Regions from separate parts of the Homo sapiens genome. Here region 1 is linked to region 2. The links are chromatin loops, found by intact Hi-C in ENCODE. Cell type or tissue: heart left ventricle. All regions are shown on one strand.

Region 1 (8,000 bases), 79 kb after region 2:
GGTGTATTCAACTCCATGTGCCATTAATAATGTTGCAGTGATAATCTTCATTTTATTTTATAGAGGTATATAATCAAGAATGTGATTGATCTGTTGTTGGATGTCCATTATTAAGTTCACCAGGTATTGCCAGATTGCTCTGTAGGATGACTAGATAGTTTTTACTGCTTTGAGCAGTGCATGAGGATTCACAGACTCTATATTTCATGTGGGCAACAAGCAACAAGCAACTGAAGAGCTGCTTTTATAGACATGATTAGCAAACGGCCAAATTATTTATGTGTGAATAATATAAAACCAAAGTAGGTTACCATTAACCCCTCACTCAGAAGGGACTCCTGAGTGGAAAAGCTGCCTTGGTTCCTAGTAAACGTCTCTATAATGAGAGCTTTTTGGTGAGAGAATATGAGGGTGAGCCCTCGTTGCAAGTAACTCTGCCTACCAGCCATGTGGACAGTTTAGTTCTGCAAGATGTAAATGATTAGATTCTTTGTGCCCATTGTGGTTCTTGGAATGCAAACATGAATGAGGCTGATTCTCTGCCCCTGAAGCTCTGTGGTTGTAGAACAAGTAGGTGCAGGTCTTGTGCTCATCTGTCTTTTGGAGAGACCCCTTTGCTTCATCTCAGAGAAGTTGGCACTCACTGTTTAGTCTTTCATAGCAGTCTTTTAATGGCACTGTTATTCTTGTTATCTTACCTTCAAAAATTAAGACACAGAGATACCTGGGTCTATTAACTCTGACCATTTGGAGTCCTACTAGTCCATCATTATACCTAACCTGGTAAAAGATTTCCCAGAAAGAGATAGGTGTTCTTATTGTGGCATTTGTTTCCTGAAGTGCAATGATTGGGGTGGGAAGGATGGCATGTTGTCAAGTCTCTTTGAATTGGTAAAATGGAGATTGGAAACCATTACCTAGAAGCATGGATTAATTAAAAGTAGTGAGAGGGCTGTGTACAGTGACTCACACCTGTAATCTGAGCACTTTGGGAGGCTGAAGTGGGAGGATTATTTGAGGTCAGTAGTTTGAGACCAGCCTGGGCAACATGGGTCAGCCTGGGCAAGACCCTGTCTTTACAACAGCAGCAAAAAATTAGCTGCATGTGGTAGTGCACGCCTGTAGTCCTAGATACTCAGGAGGCTGTGTCAGGCGGTTCGCTTAAGCCCAGACTTCATGGCTGCAGTGAGCTATGATCATGTCACTGTGATCCAACCTGGGCAACAAGCCAGACCCTGTCTCTTGAAACAAAGTAGTAAGCATCAACGTGATGTATAGTGATAAGAATACAGACAACAGTATTGGGCAAAATAGCAGAAAAAAAAGTTTCCTATCTTCACCCATCTAAATTTCCATTAAAAAGACCACTAGATACATAGATGAATGGGAAAAACACTGCATGTGTATTAGAAGCTAGAGCTTAATGCCACTCATGCCAGAAAACCCAGAATAATCTTTGTTAGGCAGCATTGCTTATGGTCCTGGAATGAAAGAAGTAATTGAGGAGGAGCCCCTGAAGGAGAATCTTTCTGAGAGAGGACTCTTAAGTTGGGAGGGACAGTAAACTTAATGCATGTTCCTACAAAGCACAGTGTTTAAATCCCTCTCTTGGCTCTTTGACCAGAAGCATTTGTGAACACTGTTTATAGATCTAGAGTTTGCTTATAGCACCTCCCTAGAAGAAACCTGTCCACATAGGTGGCCTAGTCACTAAGTTCCCAGCTACCAACCCTCCTGCCTCAAACCCTGTTCAGATTGCTGGATAGCTCAACTAGCAATCTGTTGAGATTTGTGTTCTCAAAAAGGTTTAGTCATTAAACCTGGGGAAGCTGGATATCAGTAATAAAAAGGAAGCAATCTGACAGGATTCTGAAGGCATGAAAATACAGTTGCCAAATTAAAATCTCTGGATGCAGTGAATAGCAAATTAGACACTACAAAAATAAATCAAAATGACAAAATAAGACAAAAGGAAGACAGGTCAGGAGATAAAATGTATTGTACAAACAGCAAGAATATCAGAAAGAGAGAGATGTAGCACACACATTGTTAAAAAAATAGATGGAAATGATGCTGATCCAAAAGTAATACAAATAAAAATATGAAAATATTTCCTGCTGGACTTTTCGTAATTGTAGGCATTTATGCTAGAGACAATATGAAAGGAACCGAGTTGATGGAGGTATAGAGAACCAACCCATAAATTCTCGCATGAAAGAGCAAACTGCCTGGGTCGTGAGTGGAAGAGATGCTGAATAAATCTGACTAAATCTCCTCTACTTCTCGGAAACAAGGATAAGCAGGTACAAGTAGAAGCCTGGCAAGATGGGAGACCTTCATCTGGAAAATATTTCTTCTTCCTGGAATAATAAAAGGCCTTCCTTCTGGTGTCAGGACCAGAAACACTACATGGTTGGGCAGTCATTTCAAAAGAGAAGACAGCATTACTATTATGCACAAGTGATCTACCAGAAAATCTAGGAAAATTACCTGAAAGCCTATTTGAACTAAAATTATGTGGTTAGTTACGTCTAAATGTACTGAAGTCAGTACTTTCTCAATATTCAAGGAATACCTAGTTGGAAACTACAATGGAGAAAAAAAATCTCTTAAGTATTTAGAAACGATAAAACAAGTACAAATTATTTTTTAAAAACCTTACAGGATAACATAAAGAGAGTTGAATAAGTACAGAGATTAAACATGTTTCTAATAAGCAGGACTCAGTCTTATATTAATTCTTCCCAAATCTATGAATTTGATGCAATTCTAATCAAAATCTAATTAACATTTTTGATTCAGAAGTGGGATGAAATAGGGAAATTTAACAAAATTGGTCTGAAATTGTTGTAGAATAAGTTTAAAAGAAAATTTTTGAAGGAGTAGCATTATGAAGTTGGAATTGCACCACCATATATTAGAAGATTTTTATAAATCTGCAATGATTAAAACCATATGATATTGACTAAGAATGGAACAAGGTAGAGTCCTAAAATAATACAGATTAATGTATGATAGTGAAGCCATTTCAATTCATTAGGAGAATGAATTAGTAAACAAAAGTGGTAAGAATATTGACTTAAAATTATCACAAGAATATAAAACTAGAGTTGTACTTCATGCCATGAGCTAAGATTTCAGATGGTTAAAATAATGAAAACATTTTAAAATAGAATAAAAACATAAGGAAATGTGTGTGTGTAAATATATAATCAAGTAGTGGAGAAATTATTTTCTATTTTTAATGTTTAAGAAAATATTTATTCTTAGATAAGCTTATATAGTTGTTAGAGAAAAGAAATATACAAGCAAAAAGAAGAAAAAATACCCAGACTTCTACTCAGTTAGAAACCACAAAACCACCATTGGTTTCTAACTTGATAGCATGTTGGTTGTATATAGAAGTGCTCTTCTAAATGCAAAATTAAACAAATAATAACACACAAAAAGTGATTGAATCCGGCACAGTGGCTCGTGCCTGTAATCCCAGCACTTTAGGAGGCTGAGAAAGGAGGATGGCTTGAGCCTAGGAGTTCAAGACCAGCCTGAGCAATAAAGTGAGACCTCTTTGCTATAAATAAATAAATAAATAAATAAAGTGTTTTAGTTGCACAAAAAATTATGTATCAAATACCATCAACAAAATTGAAAGGCAAATGTCAAATATGAAGGAATATTTATGCCATGTGATAAAAATTTAACACCTTTAATGTATGAAGAGCACTTATAAGTCAATAAGAAATGAATGCCTGAATAGGAAAAGGAGCAGTCATGAATAGGGCAGTTTGTCATGGAAAACAAAATCAACCAATAAATGTGGGAAAGCATCATCAATCTCATTAGTAAACAAAGAAATGGATAATAAAACAATAAGGTACCATTAAAAAAAATGAAGTGCCTTTTAAAATCTACTGATAAATGTGGGAAAGCATCCTCAAACTCATTAGTAAACAAAGAAATGGAAAATAATAAGGTACCGTTAAAAAAAAATGAAGTACCTTTTAAAATCTACCAGATTGGTAAAGCTTTTAAAAATGATAATGCCACCATGGGACAGGGTGCTTGGAAACAACCACTGTCCATTAACTAATAAAATTTATATTTTCCTCTAACTTTCCTATTATTTATTTATTTATTTTTTGAGACTCAGTCTTGCTCTGTTGCCCAGCCTGGAGTGCAGTGGTGCAATCTTGGCTCACTGCAACCTCCGCCTCCCGGGTTCATGCCATTCTTCTGCCTCAGCCTCCCGAGTAGCTGGGACTACAGGCACCCGCCACCACACCTGGCTAATTTTTTTGTATTTTTAGTACAGATGAGGTTTCACCGTGTTAGCCAGGATGATCTCAATCTCCTGACCTCGTGATCTGCCCCTCTCAGCCTCCCAAAGTGCTAGGATTACAGGTGTGAGCCACCGCACCCGGCCAAAAAATTTTTCAACAAACAAAAAATATATGGTGACCAGGTATTCCTGTTTAGTTTCAGGGGGAAAAAAATCAACTTTTTGTGTTTTGTCAAAAAAGGACTCACATATGCATTGTTAGTGAGGAGAAATGTAAGCTTATATTACTAGCTATTCTCTAAAGCAACTTATTTTTAAATTTATTTTTATATTTTTTTGAGATGGAGTCTTGCTGTGTCACCCAGGCTGGAATGCAGTGGCGTATTTTTAGTAGAGACAGTTTCGCCATGTTGGCCAGGCTGGTTTTGAACTCCTGACCTCAAGTGATCCGCCCGGCTCAGCATCCCAAAGTGCTGGGATTACAGGTGTGAGCCACCTCGCCCAGCCTCTAGAGCAGTTTAGAAAATGTATTAAAAGCATTCAGAGTGCTGGGCACAGTGGCTTATGCCTGTAATCCCAGCACTTTGGGAGGCCAAGGCAGGCAGATCACAAGGTCAGGAGTTCAAGACCAGCCTGGCCAATATGGTGAGACCCTGTCTCTACTAAAAATACAAAAATTAGCTGGGCGCGGTGGCACGAGCCTGTAGTCCCACGCTACTCAGGAGGCTGAGGCAGGAGAATTGCTTGGACCCAGGAGGCGGAGGTTGCAGTGAGCTGAGATCGTGCCACTGACTCCAGCCTGGGCGACAGAATGAGACTCCATCTCAAAAAAAATAAGTAAGTAAATAAATAAATAAAAGCATTCATGATCTAAATACTTTTTGATCCAACAATTGTACTTAAAATAATTTATCCTAGAGAAATTATCAGAGCTGTGCAGGAAGACATGTATTTCAAAGATATTCTGTGTATACAAGGATATTTATGATACAGTAAATGTAGAAACAACCTAAATAGTTAAAATAGAAAATTGTCCAGGCATGGTGGCTCATGCCTGTAATCCCAGCACTTTGGGAGGCCGAGGCAGGTGGATCACCTGAGGTCAGGAGTTCGAGACCAGCCTGGCCAACATGGCAAAACCCTGTGTGTACTAAAAATACAAAAATTAGCTGGGCGTGGTGGCACATGCCTGTAGTCCCAGCTATTGGGGAGTCCAAGGCATGAGAATCAGTTGCGCCCAGGAAGCGGAGGTTGCAGTGAGCCAAGATCATGCCACTACACTTCAGCCTGGGCAGCAGAGCAAGACTTCGTCTCAAAATAAATAAATAAGTAAAAATTTTAAACATAATAAAATAGAAAATTGATTCAATGTACTACATAGTATATGTCTATAATGGAATGCTATGCAATAATTAGGAATGCTAATAGTAAATGACAAAAGTTGAGTGTAAATTTTAGATATACTTTGATCCTAATTACTCAGCCATTCACTCACAAATACTTAGTACCTACTGTATCCCAGGAATTGTTTTGGAACCAAGAGATAGAGCACTGAGTGAGGAAAAAACAAAACAGGTCATTTCTTTGCCTTCATGGAACTTACATTCTAGTTAGTAGAGAGAGAACAGTGAACAAATAATTTGTCAGTTGGTGATAATTGGAGAAAAATATAACAGAGTAGGGTGATAAGGTGCACCAAGGGAGGGAAAGGGAGAGAATGCCGTTTTATATACCATAGGTCAGGGAAGTGTCTGAAAAATATTTGAATAAAGACCTGAAGAAAGTTAGGGAGGAAGAGAGCAATGTTTACATCTGGGGTAAGAGTATTCCTTGTGGAGGGAACTGTGTGTATTCCAGCAAGAGTAAGGAGGTCAGCTTAACCAGCACAGTTAAACCAGGGAGGAGAATGTATGGGAAACAGGGTGAGAGAAGTGGAGGTTAGGGGTGAAAATGGAGGACCTTGTAGGACCTTTTGTAAGCACTTTGGACTCACACATTGATGAGATGAGAAGCCATTGTAGGGTTTTGAGCAGAGGGATGAAATATGACTGATATTTTAAAAGATCTTTTTAGTGGTTTGGTGTAGAATAGATTGGAGAGGAGCTGTTATGGAATCATGGAGATAAGAGGTGATTGTAATAACCCTGTCAAGAGATGATGGTAGCTTAGACCAATGATGAGAAGTAGTTTGATTCTGGATTTACAACTCTTGCCCACAAAGCCTTGTTAAAAGAAATAATGAAATACGTACATCAACATGTCAATAGTTAATCTCTATTTGGTAGTATTGCTAGTGATTTGTGTTTCTTTATACAGACCAATGTTTTTCAAAATTTCTATATTATTTTAAAAGCAGTAAAAAAAAACTAAAGTGACTTCTACTTTTTTGTATTTTTTCTTGATTTCAGAGTATTATGTGCATTTAAAATTTTAAGAATTTTTTTTTCTTTTTAATATTAGGTAGTCACTTCTGTCTTGTGATTCAGAGGGTGAATAGGTCCAGCTCTTAAATTAGAACCAAGATATTAGTTAACTGACTAGTGTAATTGATCAAGGAAGGAAATTACACTTTTTTCCCCCACTACAGAGGACTGTATTCAGCATTTTCCCTGTCATTCTTGTTTTCCTCTGTAAACTCTAGAAACCCACTTTCATATATTGATAAATTCAATGCCATAAGGAACAATTTTTTCTTATGTATTCTGCTGTTCTTACCTCATCACTAATGCAGAATAACTCAGTGATGAAAAACTGTGCAATATAGTTCAACAGAATGGTCATGTCCAGGTCATCCTTGCTAATGAATGAGAGGTATATCATTGATTTCCTGAAAATCATTTGTATGTATTATTAGAAAATATGATTTTTTTCCTCTGACTTATCTTTCTGATTTGCTTGATTACACCAAATAGTAAGACACTCATAAACCTGCTTACTCTAACTTAGGTGTGAGGTCTAGTGGTCCAGAGCATGCTGGTTGGCAGAGAGGGGATTAAAATTCAGGGTGGAATTCAGACATGGCTATAGACAATCTGGATTTGATTGCATTCCTAAACAACGAATCAACAAAACAAAACCCTTAATTATCTGGAAGCCTAACTTGAGTGTTCTGTTGGTCAATAATAGTAATCCTTGCTTTCAGTGGTAAGGTTGAGTCCTGTAATATTAGTTAGAAAATAGAGATTCTGGCTTTTTACTCTCAGAAGAACCCCTCCAGGTGACATGAAGAGAGGACAAGATAAAATTTTGTTTTGCTCTGCATTTTGGTTCTGAATCATGTTTTACAAGTAAATTGCAGATTTGTAGTGGGACTTGTTCTATAAACAACAAAATTACTTCATGGCCTGTTGGTTGTATCTTAGCCCATTAATTAAAAATAAATGTGCTTTGTTTCATTTTCATGAAAATAGAGAAAGTATATATCATCTTAGACTGTAGATTCTAACGAAATGTAATACATGAACTAAATCTAAAGCTTTCTATACCTTCTGTATCTTTCTGTGCCTACTAAGCAATTTATGTGGTGGATAAATGTTTTATCATGTTTGACTTGTTTTTCTTTGTTTACCTAATTGGCATGTAGATTTTCAGTTTAGTTTTTTAGTGATCCAGGATGGATGTGTTTGTTGTTGCTTCCTGAATGTTTCAGTGAAAATAATTCCTTTGCTCCAAAAACAACTATGTGGTTTATAATGCTTATGTTTTTTGAATTTTTCCATCA
Region 2 (8,000 bases):
AAAAGGAAAAGTAAGATAAAGACCTAATGAAGTCTCTGAGACTTGGTGATTAGGATGTCTTTTATAACTTCAGCTAGAGCACTTAGCTACATTGTAATGCATGGGGGTGGGTGTTGAAAAGTGAATGACAACTGTAAGTGTAGCTAATTGAGAGGGGTACAATGTTTTCAACAAAGGACTCTGAAGGAGTCTTTAAGCAGGGGGAGATACTTGGGATTTAGAGAATCTTGGACATTCTTAATGTGAGCCTGGAAAGAGCCACTGGAGAGGAGAAACTGAAGAAGAGTGTATATGTGTGTGTTTGGTGGGCGTGGGAGACTGGCTGGTGGATGGAGACAAGGATTTGAAGGTAATAAGGAATGGGATCCAGGGCGTAGGCAGAGAAGTTGGTCTTAAGTAGAAGGTAGTCTCACTTTTCCAGTGAGCAGAAAGGAAGGAGATGGATGGCAATGTAAATAAGTTTGTAACTGACAGGGCAGGAAGGAAGAGTTGATGACATGTCTTGTGTAATTTTTGATCATCTGCTAAGAGTGAAGGGAACGTGGTAGAATAGGAGTTTTTAAACAATGTATGTGAGGCCAAGTGCTGTGGCATGTGCCTGTAGTCCCATCTACTCAGTAGGCTGGGGCAGGAGGATCGCTTGAACCCAGAAGTTGAAGGCCAGCCTGGGCAACATAATGAGACCCTATCTCTTAAAAAACACACACACAAACAAAAAAGCCAGGTAAAATTAATCCACCCCTGTGAAAGGAATGGAAAAAAAGATAGTCTGTAGTTTATACATACTCTTTGTAAACGGCTTCCAAGGGAATGGCTAACAGTGGATGGGGTGGAGGTAAGGGAGAGAGAGGTAAACAGACACATGACTAGGAAACTGAAGAAGGATTGTTAGTTACATGACTAGGAAACTGAAGAAGGATTGTTAGTTAGCATTGAGGACCTGTTTATTTCAGATTGTAGACCTCACATTTGTAGCAGTACCAATTTTCGTGGTTGATTTTTCTCCAGCAGTGAGTGATCAGACTATCTGAAGAAACTATTTAATACTCTCAAGAACCTTATGAGTTATGTATTGTTACTGTTACTCTCCTTGTTTGTAAGATGAACAGCTTGGGTTTAAATTCTGCCCAGGCTGTTATCTGCTGCTTTGTAGATATCTGTTTGGTAGAGATATCTGAAGGACAGTTGGTTGAGGGAATTAATGATATTGAGTATTGTAGCTCTACTGAAGAACTATGGAGTCCTCCTGGATTATGAGCTGGAAGCCTGTAAGGAGGTGATCCAGTTGGGAGAAAATGAGGAGCATGAAATGCTAGAAGTCAGTGTGAAGCTGTAGAGCAAATGAAGAGCAAATAATACTAGCTTCTATTTGTGGAGTACCTCCTATGTGCTAGACACTTTAATACCTAATTCTGATCCTAACACTAACTCAACAATTTTGTTATTTACCTTATATTATTTCCTTTGTTCTCCTTCAGATGAAGAAACTGAGGATTAGAAAGGTTAAATAACATATTCAGACACACCCTGTCAAGTGATGGAACCAGGATTCAAAGCCCATTCTTTCTTGTCCAAACCATGTTCGTTTCAAGTCAGAGGATAAGATAGAAAATACAGTAATTGGGCCTGGCATAGTGGGTCATACCTGTAGTCCCAGCACTTTGGGAGGCCAAGGTGGGTTGAGGTCAGGACATTAAGATCAGCCTGGGCAAAATGGTGAAACCCCGTCGCTTACAAAAAAAAAAAAAAAATACAAAAAATTAGCTAGGCATGGTGGTGCACACCTGTAGTCCCACCTACTCAGGAGGCTGAGGTGGGAGGATCACTTGAGCCTGGGAGGTTCAATCTGCAGTGAACTGTGATTGTGCCACTGCACTCCAGCCTGGGTGACAGAGCAAGACCCTGTCTCAAAAAAAAAAAAAAAAAAAAGAAGGAAAGAAGGAAGGAAAGACAGAAGGAAAGGAAGGAAAGAGAAAGAAGGAAGGAAGGAAAGAAAGAAAAGAAAGAAAATGCAGGCTGGGTGTGGTGGCTTATTCCTGTAATCCCAGTACTATGGGAGGCTGAAGTGGGAAGATCGTCTGAGCCCAGGAGTTTAAGACCAGCCTAGGCGACATAGGGAGGCCTCATCTCTAAAAACTATAATAAATTAGCCGGGTGTGGTGGCATGTGCCTGTGGGCCTAGCTACTTAGGAGGCTGAGGTCAGAGGATCACTTGAGCCTGGATGGTAGAGGCTGTAGTGAGCCATGATTGCACCACTGCACCCCAGTCTGGGCAACAGAGTAAGACCCTGTCTCAAAGAAACAAACAGAAAAACTGCTGCTATATACTCTTCACCTGGGTTCCTCTAATGTTAACATCCTACATAACCATGGTGCATTTATCAAGCTAAGAAATTAGTATTGGTACGATGCTTCAACCAAGCTTCAAACTGCTTTAATATTTTACCAGTTTTTCTAGTATTCTTTTTCCATTCTGTTATCCAAACCTTGATATTGCATTGCTTTAGTTGTCTTCTTTGTCTCTCCCAATGTGTGGCAGTTTCTTGGTCTTTTCTTATCTTTTATAACCTTGACACAAGTATTTTGTAGAATGTTCTTCAGTTTAGGTTTGTCTGATGTTTTCTCATGATTAGATTGGGGTTATGGATTTTGGGGGAGAGTACTGCAAAGGTGAAGTGCCCCTATTATTTCATACAGGAGGTGCATGATATCAAATAATTTATCACTTGTGAGCACTCTGTTACGGTGGTTTCTGCTAGGTTTGTCCACTGTAAAGTTACTATTTTTCCTTTCCCATAGTCCGTGCACTAGAAACAGGTTGCTAAGTGTAGCCCACACTTAAAGGGATGGAAATTAAACTCCACTTCCTGGAGGGAGAAGTATAAAAGAATTTGTGGACATATATTAAAACCACCACAGTAATTGGTAAATATTTTGAGAGAGCTACTTTGAGGCTTTGCCAGTATCCTGTTTCTGCCCACTAATTTTAGCATTCATTAGTGGATCTTGCCTGCAGCAATTATTGCTGTGGCTTCTGAAGGTACTTTTTTAAATTTTCCTCATTCTTTCTACATTTATTAATTAGAATTCTTCTATAAGGAAGGTTTTCCCTTCTATCTAATCATTTATCTCAGTTCAAATTCATAGATATTTATTTTATTCTTAGTGTTAGAATTAAATGCTATCATTATTTTGTTGCTCAAATTATTCCAGTTTTGGCCCTTGGGATCTCTTTTAGGTCTACTTCTGTGTCTTTTTGGCATATTTCTATCCTTTTTTTATGCGTATGTACATGCACACTTCTTTATTCTCTGACACTACCACATGCTTCAGGTTCATCTTGTTTTTTTTTCCTACCTCAGCCCTAGAATCAATTATTTCTCTAAGGAACCTTGGTTCCTTTCATTGGAGGATGATATTTTGAAGCCAAGATCTGGATGCTAAGTGTGCTCATTGCTGTGGAGTATCATTGCTCCTAGACTTTCTCAGTGGAAAGAACTAGGAAATGCATGTATGTATACTAATCCACGTATCCATGTACAATTATGTAAAAATCTGTATTTCTGTATATAAAAATATAAATATACTGATTGTCTGTGACTCTAACTGGATATGTTTTGATACAGATAGATTTACTGATGGATTGGTTGTAGAATGTGAAAAGAAAAGAGTAATGGATCACTCCAAGGTTTTTGACTTGAGCAACTGGAAGGATAGAGTTGTCATTAATAGAAATGAGGAAGACTTGAGGACGGTGCAGAGCAGGTTTTTGGGGAGAGTTTAGGAGTTCTGTTCTAGACTGGTTAAGTTTTTGAGATGTCTAATAGACATGCTAAGTAATAGAGATATTAAGTCAGCAGTTGAACATGGGAATCTAGAGTTCAGAGAAGAATGGTCCAGGTTACATTTGGGACTTGTCAGTATAGATTAGATCACCTGAGGAGTGAGGGTAGCTAGAGAAGAGAAGAAATTTAAGGACTGGCCCATGGGGCATTCCAGTCAGAGAGATAAGGAGGAGCAGTTCCACATAATGATAAGGGCTGAGGTGTGGTTATAGGGTGGATTTCATATCATTAATAAACACTTAATACCTATTATTTGCAAGATACCAAGTTATGTTTGGGGTTAACATCACTCCCTCCATAAATTTATAAGACAAATTACAGACTTAAAAAGAGAATAGCAGTAGAAGGCCACATACCTGATAAAGATATAAAGTACTAGGGGCTGGGTGTGGTGGCTCATGCCTGTAATCTCAGCTCTTTTGGAGGATGAGGCGGGAGGATCACTTGAGGCCAGGAATTTGAGACCAGCCTGGGTAGTGAGACCCACCCCCAACCCCCATCTTTACAAAAAGTAAAAAAGTATTAGCTGGGTGTGCTGGCCCATGCCTGTTTTAGCTACTTAAGTGGCTGAGGCAGGAGGATTACTTGAGTCCAGAAGTTCAAGGCTGCAGTGAGCTATGATCGCACCACTGCTCTCTAGCCTAGGTGACATCGCAAGACTGTATTTAAAAAAAAAGGTATGAAGTACTAATGAAGCTTATTAGAGAATGTGGACATGAGAAACTATGAACTCAAATATGTGTCAGCTATATTTAAACACCGATGTAAGCATGTGTGCGTCAAGAAACTTGTCAAGGCTTTATGTACACACTAGTAATTATCAACCAGTAGAAGTTTCTCCATATGTTAACATTAGTTTCGGAGGTTGTTTCTGTTCTTACTTCCTTTCCATTATTAGGTCTTGGGTTGTTAATTGTGCCTGTAGTCATTGGCTATCAATTAAGCCACTCAGTGAACTGATGAGGAGTGTTTCTGCTGCCCTCGACTTTTTAATTTTTGGCTCTCTGCTACCTTTTCACAATCAATAGGATTTAACTTCAGACTGCATACAATCAAATGTTTCCATTTACAAGCAGGGTTGTAAATCAAGCAGGGTTGGCCTTACCATCTGCCGTGAATTTGCCCCACCTTTTTTTTTTTTTAACTATTTCTTTCACATGTGGTCTTAGACATTCACATTTATCATCTGGTTATTAAAGTCAAACCCAAAATAACAATTTTAGAATTTTAAAAATAATTACAACATGTAGCCTGGTAAACCAAAGTTTTAGTAAAACATTTTAATTTCAACCCCTTTGCATTAAAAATAGGTAGGCTTTCATTGCCAGCTGATAAGAGGTGGTAGTATGGCATGAGGCAGGCAAATAGCACCTATCTAGTAATTATTTAAGTGTCAGTCACTCTTCAGGAACTACAAGAAAAATAACAGGTGTATCTACTTTGTAGGATAGGGGGCAGGTAATTGCAGGATTCCATTCTTATTTCTACCTCCGAATAGTCGACAAAGCTATTATCCAGGTTTATGGACCAGTGTGTTGTATTTATTAGTTGTGAGAAATCTGAGCATATTTATATGCTGAGTGGAAAGAGCCAATGCATTGAGTGCAAAGACTGTATCTTATTAGCACAGTTCCTAACAAGTAGTGGATATTCAAATATTTGTTGAATGAAAGATTTCAATAAGGTACTTTACCCTTATAAAATTTAAGACATGAAGATTTATTTAGCTTGTTCAAGAAAGCTGAAGATATTAAAAATTTTCATTGTTTAAGTCAGAGTTAGTGTAAAACAAAATAAATCTGTAAGGTAACATCCTCATTTTAGGCCAAGCCAAACAAATCATACCACTTTGTAAAAACATGATCACAGACGGGTGCGATGGCTCACACCTGTAATCCCAGCATTTTGGGAGGCCAAGGCAGGCAGATCACCTGAGGTCGAGAGTTCGAGACCAGCCTGACCCACATGGAGAAAGCCCATCTGTACTAAAAATACAAAATTAGCTGGGCGTGGTGGCGCATGCCTGTAATCCCGGGAGGCTGAGGTAGGAGAATCACTTGGGAGGCTGAGGAGCTACTCAGGAGGCTGAGGCAGGAGAATAACTTGAACCTGGGAGGCAGAGGTTCCAGTGAGCCGAGATCATGGTGAGCCAAGATCGTGCCATTGCACTCCAGCCTGGGCAAAAAGAGCGAAACTCTGTCTAAAAAAAAAAAAAACACACACACACACCAAAAAACAAAACAAAACAAAAAAACCACGATTACTGTCTTTCAAGTAGCTCATAACCTGCCCTCCAAGAATAGTCAAGAATTCTAGTTCAGAAGTCACACTGCCTGGATTTGAATTTACCAGCTCAGCCACTTCCTGGCCATGTGACTTTATGTTAGTTTCTTAACTGTGCTTCAGTTTCCTCATTTGTAAAATAAGGATAATACTTGTACTTACTTTATGGGGTTGTGAGGTGAAATTAGAATATATGTCATGCATATATACAAGTGTTCAGTTTTTAACTGTTATTCTAAAAATGCTAAGAGGCTAGTATCTTAAGGTTTTTTATTTTCTCAAAATTGCATATGCTGAGTGTTAAAGGAAAACAAATCCCTCTGTGAACAAGAAAAAACACTGACAGAAAGTATACCACTATACTCATAATGATATGTTGAGACAGTGAGTAATGGGTTTTCTGCTTTTTGCCATCTCCATTTTTTCTTTTATTTGTTGAACAGATTTTTATTAAATGCTTAACTATGCGTCAAACACTGGGCTTTCATGAGCATGTTACTTTCTGAGAGTAAGCAACATTGTGGTTAAGAACATGGATTTGGGACCCAGACTGCCTGGAGCTGAATCTCATCTTTACCACTTGGGAAAATCACTTTCTTTCCTGGTGCCTTAGTTTTCTTATGTGTAAAATGGGGGAAGTGATAGCATCAACCTCAGAGGGTTTTTAATGAGCTCATATTTGAAAAGTACTTAAAATAATGCCTGAAGCATAGTATCATGTGTGTGCTAAATAATATAAAAGATGATAGAAATATTCCATTTAAAAATAAAGATTTTAATTTTCCCAGTACATTTATACTTTCACCCACATTGACAGGAGCACTTTTATTGTTTAAAGTTAGGGTCCCCTCTTAATTTTCAAAGTAGATTCAGTTTTGTTATCGCAAGGGAAGATGCCATGGTACCACTCTTAAATATTTTTGTGTTTGTTTGTTTTTGAGATGGGGTCTCACTCCGTTACTTAGGCTGGAGTGCAGTGGCATGATCATGGCTCACTGCAGACTTGACCTCCCGGGCTCAAACGATCCTCCCACCTAAGCCTCCTGAGTAACTGGGACCACAGGGGCATGCCACCACATCCGGCTAATTTTTAAAATTATTTTTTGGAGACAGTTTCCCTGTGTTGCCCAGGATGATTGCAAACTCCTGGGCTCAGGTGATCCTCCCGCCTCAGCCTCCCAAAGTGCTGTGATTGCAGGCATGAGCCATCACATCCTGCTTCAATTCTTAAATATTTTGGAATAATTAGTTGAATATTTCAAATGCTGAAAAACTGCCTTCTTTCTAGGCGTGCTACAATATTTGTAGATTTTATTTGAGTATGAAGTAGTTTTTTAATTGTGGAGGTTTGTGTGAAAGAAGAGTTAAGGCATTGGAGAAACAGTAGAAAATATCTTCTAATGCCAGTTCTCTACTTCATTTGAAAAACTGTTTCTGCAGCAGTATTCCTAGACTGTTTTTTTTTTTAAATTTTTATTTCATAGGTTTTCAGGGAACAGGTGGTGGTTGGTTACACAGATAAGTTCTTTAGTGGTGATTTCTGAGATTTTTGGTGCACCCATCGCCAAGCAGTGTACGCTGTACCCCATGTGTACCCCTCACCCCCCTCCCACCCTTCCCCCTGTGTCCCCAAAGTCCATTTTATCATTCTTATGCCTATGCATCCTCATAGCTTAGCTCCCACTTAGAAGTGAAAACTTGTAAGTTCTCAGGTTTTCCATTCCTGAGTTACTTCACTTAGAATAATGGTCTCCAATTCCATCCAGGTTGCTGCCACTGCCATTATTTTGTTCTTTTTTATGGCTGAGTAGTATTCCAGGGTGTGTGTGTGTGTGTGTGTGTGTGTGTGTGTGTATGTATATATGTGTATAC

Evidence for each region. A loop is a pair of places that touch in the nucleus more often than their neighbours do. Peaks named below come from ENCODE experiments on the same cell type or tissue, not always from the same donor. Only the 100,000 strongest peaks of a DNase experiment are listed, where the experiment ranks them.
Region 1: it touches region 2 in a loop (2.6-fold over the local background); 3 of 110 quality-filtered maps call a loop at or near these places.

The regions. Positions count from the first base shown.
Region 1 is chr15:77,328,741-77,336,740 of GRCh38, reverse strand. The region is part of intron 2 of PEAK1 (pseudopodium enriched atypical kinase 1); the gene reads left to right. Among named protein-coding and RNA genes, the nearest start is that of PEAK1, 87 kb to the left of the region's middle. In heart left ventricle, no CTCF peak of the experiment used is centred here; no DNase peak of the experiment used is centred here.
Region 2 is chr15:77,408,137-77,416,136 of GRCh38, reverse strand. All of the region lies in intron 1 of PEAK1 (pseudopodium enriched atypical kinase 1), which reads left to right. Among named protein-coding and RNA genes, the nearest start is that of PEAK1, 8.0 kb to the left of the region's middle. RefSeq lists an enhancer at 1-471. In heart left ventricle, no CTCF peak of the experiment used is centred here; no DNase peak of the experiment used is centred here; H3K27ac peaks cover 331 bases.